Linked DNA regions of Mus musculus: region 1 is linked to region 2. A link is a loop called in an ENCODE intact Hi-C map of the cell type or tissue named here. Cell type or tissue: heart. All regions are shown on one strand. Links, peaks and the distances in the headings refer to the core of each region. The heading gives the core; the rest is flanking DNA. Region 1 has its middle 7.7 kb from the start of Npm1. Region 2 holds the start of Ubtd2 (ubiquitin domain containing 2).

Region 1 (2,911 bases), core at 105-2,604, 720 kb after region 2:
CTGTTTGTGGGGCTGGTGAGATGGCTCAGCAGGTAAGAGCACCCGACTGCTCTTCCAAAGGTCCTGAGTTCAAATCCCAGCAACCACATGATGGCTCACAACCATCCGTAACAAGATCTGACTCCCTCTTCTGGTGTATCTGAAGACAGCTACAGTGTACTTACATATAATCAATAAATAAATCTTAAAAAAAAAAAGAAAGAAAAAAAAAGAAAACTGTTTGTGTATGCCATTTTTGATTAGCATGTTTAATGAATGAAGATTATGGCCTCCAAGAATGGGAAAATTTGCCACTGGTGAGTGAGTGATACTGGTACGGGTGTGACCCCTCAGGTTATGACACAGATGTCCTTTCTGAAGCCATGGGTCACATCATGAACTAGATTGTTGGACGGAGAGCAATCCTTCTTTAAGGTGAGCCATAAGCAGCATCCATGTCAGAAAGTAGGGGAGGAGGTGAGTGTGTCTGAGGAATTCACAACAGGGTCCTCTGTTCTTCCCCCCACCCCCAGAGGCTGAAGGGTGTCAAAAAAACAAAAAACAACCCAAATCTATCTCACCCCCCAAAGGGGGTCTGGGATAGTACAAACTGGTCCTAGTTCAGGGCTATCCACATTCTCTCTTTTTCATCAGCACATCTCACTTTCTGTAGTAAATACATTCTGTGTTTTCTCTTCCTGCTTCTTCTTTAGTCCTTTGTATCTATTGGGGAATTCTCTCTCTCTCTCTCTCTCTCTCTCTCTCTCTCTCTCTTGTTTTGTTTGGTTTTTCGAGACAGGGTTTCTCTGTGTAGCCCTGGCTGTCCTGGAACTCACTTTGTAGACCAGGCTGGCCTTGAACTCAGAAATCCACCTGCCTCTGCCTCCTAAGTGCTGGGATTAAAGAAGTGTGCCACCACCGCCCGGCTGAGAATTGTCTTCTCAATGTCACAGGAGAGAAAGAAATCACAGCTCCTAAGTGTGGGCTGAACAATTGAATGAAGATGATGATCCCCTCAAGGCGACTAGACAATAGGGAGATAAGTCATGACTGGGCTGGGCATGATGAAATGCAAGAGTCAGGTCTGGAAGCCTTAAATGTAAAAGGCCCAATACGTGGTGGAAGCAGGCAGCTGGAAGGGAGGATAGAAAGTCCTGGGACTCAGTCAGGGAACCTCCAAGTTGGCTTGGATTTGGGCCCACTGTCAGCGTTCCGGTTCTGCATCCTGATCTGCATCTGGAATGACCCACCCTTTGTCAAAAAGATGAGTTCCTCTCCTCTCCATCGTCAGAAAGAGCGGTAAAGTCCAGCAATTACAGCAGAGGGCGCTGTAGGGCTAACCCGCTCCTTTGCCCGTAAAGGTTTATTGACCAGCAGAACCAGTTACTGCATTAAAGTAATGGAGATGAGTCTGTAGCGTATCCTGAAGTGGAATTAAAGTAAATCAGAACCTATAATGTTTTACCTTGAAGTATCACTAACTTCATCCTGAATGGCAAAGAACACAGTGTGGAAGAATAAAGAACAAATTGATTATTTACTTTGTGGCTCATGGCCATAAACCCGTTATGAAAAGGAGCATGCAACAAGCTGTTTTATAGAGTTGGTTTGTCATATCTACGTGCAAGCAAGGTGAAATTACCATCAGATATTGTCTTCTAAAAAGTAAGGTTTTTTGTTTTTGTTTTTGTTTTGTTTTTTCCGAGACAGGGTTTCTCTGTGTGGTCCTGGCTGTCCTGGATCTCACTTTGTAGACCAGGCTGGCCTCAAACTCAGATCCACCTGCCTCTGCCTCCGGAGTGCTGGGGTTATAGGTGTGTACCTCCACTGCCTGGCTGATAAAATAGAGGCAGTGAGATTGCACTAAATTATTTTACTAACAAGTGAAACCAGCCAATTTCATGTCCCACCCTGCTAGAAGTGGTTCAAAGAACACAGGTTACTTGTGGGACTTAATTGGCACAAAACAAAAGAACAGGAGCACAAAATAATAATCATGCTCAATTTGATGTTTTAAAAAGCAATTTTCTTTTCCTTTTTCACTTTTGAGCTTTCTGTATTAAATGGGACAGGGTATTTACCGAACACAGCACTTAGCGACTCTGTAAGTGCTGGTACTCCTGTGTTTATTGAATTTTCTTCTTAATTTGCTGTCTTAATTTTTTTGTTCTGTTTTGGTTTTTGAAACAAGGCAAGTGAGACAAGTGTGGTCCTGTGTGGTCTCAGACGCCCAATCCCCAGCCCCTCCACTCAACTTTTCCCCTCCTCCGTGGGCTGCTTGATCTCGCAGCCCCCCTTGCCTGGTTCTTCCTTTGCTTAACCGTGAGGCTCCTGTCAGGGCCCCGGGATGGGCGTGGGGTCACTGGACCCCTCCATCTGTCCTTCTTCTCATGTACCACATCCACTGACTCTGCTCTCTGTTTTCCAAAATAAAAAAATCATATTGTGTTGCCCACAAAGATTAGAGACATTAAATATCATTCTTGGTTATTGATTTGGAATGTTGGAAATAGGAAGATAAAATACTGGGCCTCCCACAGATAGAAAGCAAATTCATAATTGAGAATCGCTCTGTAGGTTTACTGCTGTTGCTGTTTGTTTTTTTGGTTTTTTTTTTTTTTTTTTGATAATGTGCAATTATCGGGATCTGTGGAGGTCACTCTGAGAAGGCAATGTCTGCTTTCAGAACCAGTCCACTGAAGCATAGATCAACTCAGAGACTTACTGTCGCCTTGCTATTGAATTACAGCTGTATTTTTGACAAGTGTGGCAGCTGAATCGTCATTTTAATCACCCAGTAACCCACAGTGTCTCTTTATGCTAATAAATAAAACATCCTTCCTTAAATATTTCCTAGTAAGCAGGGTCAGACCTGCAACATCCCTCCCCCTCCTCCCTATACGTTACAAAGTAAAATGATCTAACGGTAATC
Region 2 (2,911 bases), core at 236-2,735:
CACTGCCAAACCTTTGCAAAAAGATTGAACCAATTTACACTCCCACCAGCAGTGCATGAGAATACATTTAAATGCAAATCCTAAGAAGCAGACTGTCTCTTTCTTAGGTATTTCACTTAAAAAAAATTTTTTTTTTAATGCTAAGCAAAAGCTGACCCAGGGTTTTATAAAAGGAAAGTCTGGCATAAAAGTGGAACAGCTTAGGCAAAAAAAAAAAAAAAAAAAAAGAAAAAAAAATGCTTTCAAAGACCCAAGCACCCAAGCAGGCCGATAAAAATGTTAAGGCGCCACAGCAAGGAGCACAACTCCAAAGGGGCCATTAACAGTTTGGCTTAGGTTGGGATGGTAACCGCCAAGAATGTTGGGCGTGGTCAATGTACCAAATTCTAGTTTATAAAATGCAGAGTATTAATATTAATACTTCACTTTGTTCTAAAGACGACTTAAGATGTCTAATGCCAGGATCTAGAGTGGTAGTATTGTCGGTAAAGCGAAGCCTGTGGGAACGATACACACACCCGTGCCCCTTCGCTCCCCGCACGGGACAACAGGCCTGCACAATCAGAGAGCACCTCTACCAAGCGGGCGCAGTGATGGCAGGGGCTGCGGACCTGGGGTAAGGGAAACCCAGACTCGGTGGCCAGCTCGCTGCTTTCCACAAATTCAAGGGGTGCAGGGACTTGCGGTCAGGCTAACCCCTCTAAGCACGCCCAGCCCGTCTACGACCCAGAGTCTCCTACGACTCCTCGGTACCCTCTCCCACCGGCCACACCAGAAGGAGCCCCACCTCGTCCTCAAGTAAGGACGAGCTGGCCACTTCGTCCTTACTTGAGTCCTCCCCCTTCTTTCCGGCCCACCTCCGCTTGCCCCCTACTCTCCCGGCCTCGGGCGCTCGTCTCCACTCGGTTCTGCTCGGTATTCTCCGCCCCCTCGGTGCATGCAGCCAATCAGAGCGCGGCCCCGCCCCTCGAGGCCGTTCCAGCGGGCCGGCCGAGTGCAAGCCGAGCCCGGCTGAGGGTGGCGCCGCGGGCGGGGGCGATGGGGCCTGGCAGCCGGGTGGCGGCGGCGGCAGTGGTGGGGCTTGCCTAGACGCGGGGGCGCGGGGAAGTGAGGGGCGAGCGGGCGCTGCGGCCCGCCCGGGATGGGCCAAGCCCGGCCTGGCGGGGCCGAGCGGGAGCCGAGGAAGGCACGCGGGCCGGGCCTGCGGGCCAGGCGGCCGGGGGGCTGAGGTAGAAGTGGGCGCGGAGGAAGGGGCTGGGCGAGGCGGTGGGAGGAGCGGCGAGGGGGCGGAGGCTGAGCGGCGAGAGAGCGGCGCCTGGCCCGAGGCGGCGACGCGGGAGCAGGCTGAGGCGGCGGCCGGGACGAGCGCCCTGAGGTGGCGGCCGCGGCCCCATGGGCGGGTGCGTGGGCGCCCAGCACGACTCTTCGGGCAGCCTCAACGAGAACTCGGACGGCACGGGAGGTAGGTGGCGCCAGGGGGCAGCCGCGGCCCCCCATTGTTCGCGGCGGCGGCCACCTGTCCCGACCCCGCGCCCCTTTGTCGTTTCTGCTCTGCGTCGGCCCCGCCACGCGCTTCGGGCCCCACGCGGGACCGCGGGCCTAGGCCTGGATTGGGGGGTACTCTAGCTGGGAGGACAACTCGGCTGCCGGATTGCGGCTCGTGGGGCCGGGGAGGGGGACAGCCGGGAGTGCCCCCGACGGGCCCCGCCGCACCCCCAGCCCTTCCCGCGTCGGCAGAGTTGGCCGGGCTCAGCTTTCCTGAGTTTCGGATGACAGCTGCCCCGGTTGGTTCCAGTTTCTGGAGCTGGGTTGGGGAAGTCTCCAAGTGGCCATGGGCAGTGTTTTATGGAGGAGGGGGGAGACGATCGGCCCGAGGAAAACGTGGCTCTCTGCTGCTGCCAGGGGCGTTAGCCCAATGTGCCGTCGGGGCGCACTCGTCAAATTCCGATGTGTCTTACGTAAAAGGAAAACGTGCAGGATAGAAAGTACCCCAGTATAAGATTAGTGCTTTGAGTAAAAGTTTTTCCAACGCGACTCGCACTTCTGGGTTACCGTAACCGTGATGAGAGGTCTCTTAATTCCATTCGTAGTCGTTGTAGAGGGATAGGAGTGGTAAGATTGACTCTGCTTTTATTGACCTTAAAAGTGCGGAGCCCATCCAGTATATAGAGTGTGTAGAAGTTCGAACCTTGTAGAAAAGAGCCACCAACCAGGGATAACATGATTTGATTCGAACCTTGTATTGGGTGCCTTCAAATCGGGTGCATATTTTAAAGTTGTTTAGTTGCATGAGAATAGGCACATCTTTTCACACCTTGAGACGACTCTTAGGCACCCAACTTTTGTACAAGACATTTCCCTTTTTACGTGATGTTTTAGCCGTTCCACTTCACTAAAATCTCTGTCACTAAATGTTGGGCAAGTTATTTGAGAACTCAGTGAAAACTGTCGTGAAAAAGTAGTCCATGGAAATGCTCCTTTGTAGTGGATTTCACGTCACAGCCTATTTACTTGGTGAGGTCCTTTTGACAACAAAGCCCAAGTGTAGAAAGGGCGTGATACCACTGGGCTGAGGGCAGATCAGTGATCAGATGGTACCAGTTAAGCATGCTAGTACTTACTAGCATTCAGTATAACTTTGACATATGTTAAAATTATAATATTCCTTTAAGATTGAGCCTTTTGGCAGTGCAACTTAGGATCCAATCACAGTATTAGCATGAGCTTTTAGAAGCATGAAATCCTAGCTTTAGATAATTTCTACCAGTAGCCTACAGTTAGATAGCTCTAATATCTGTTTCTTTCAACATTTAAGTTTTCTGGACCATAATCTGCAGTTTTTCTAAAGAGAAGTTTTAAAAGAGGGAGTACCCCGTCTTTTTCTTCTGGGGAAAGGACACGGGATAGCCCT

What was found. Peaks named below come from ENCODE experiments on the same cell type or tissue, not always from the same donor. Only the 100,000 strongest peaks of a DNase experiment are listed, where the experiment ranks them.
Region 1: a loop joins it to region 2, with 2.6 times the contacts of the local background. A loop is called at or near these places in 2 of 42 quality-filtered maps.

What each region holds. Positions count from the first base shown.
Region 1 is chr11:33,169,412-33,172,322 of GRCm38, forward strand. No RefSeq gene overlaps it. Among named protein-coding and RNA genes, the nearest start is that of Npm1, 7.7 kb to the left of the region's middle. In heart, for the core only: a CTCF peak has its summit at 1,304 (motif pointing right); no DNase peak of the experiment used is centred there; H3K27me3 peaks cover 1,815 bases.
Region 2 is chr11:32,454,085-32,456,995 of GRCm38, forward strand. It overlaps Ubtd2 (ubiquitin domain containing 2), which reads left to right and starts at 1,286. Exons shown (of 3, transcript NM_173784.4): 1 at 1,286-1,462. The coding sequence starts at 1,393. In heart, for the core only: a CTCF peak has its summit at 1,479 (motif pointing right); DNase peaks (open chromatin) are centred at 967 and 1,877; H3K4me3 peaks cover 2,500 bases; H3K27ac peaks cover 2,289 bases.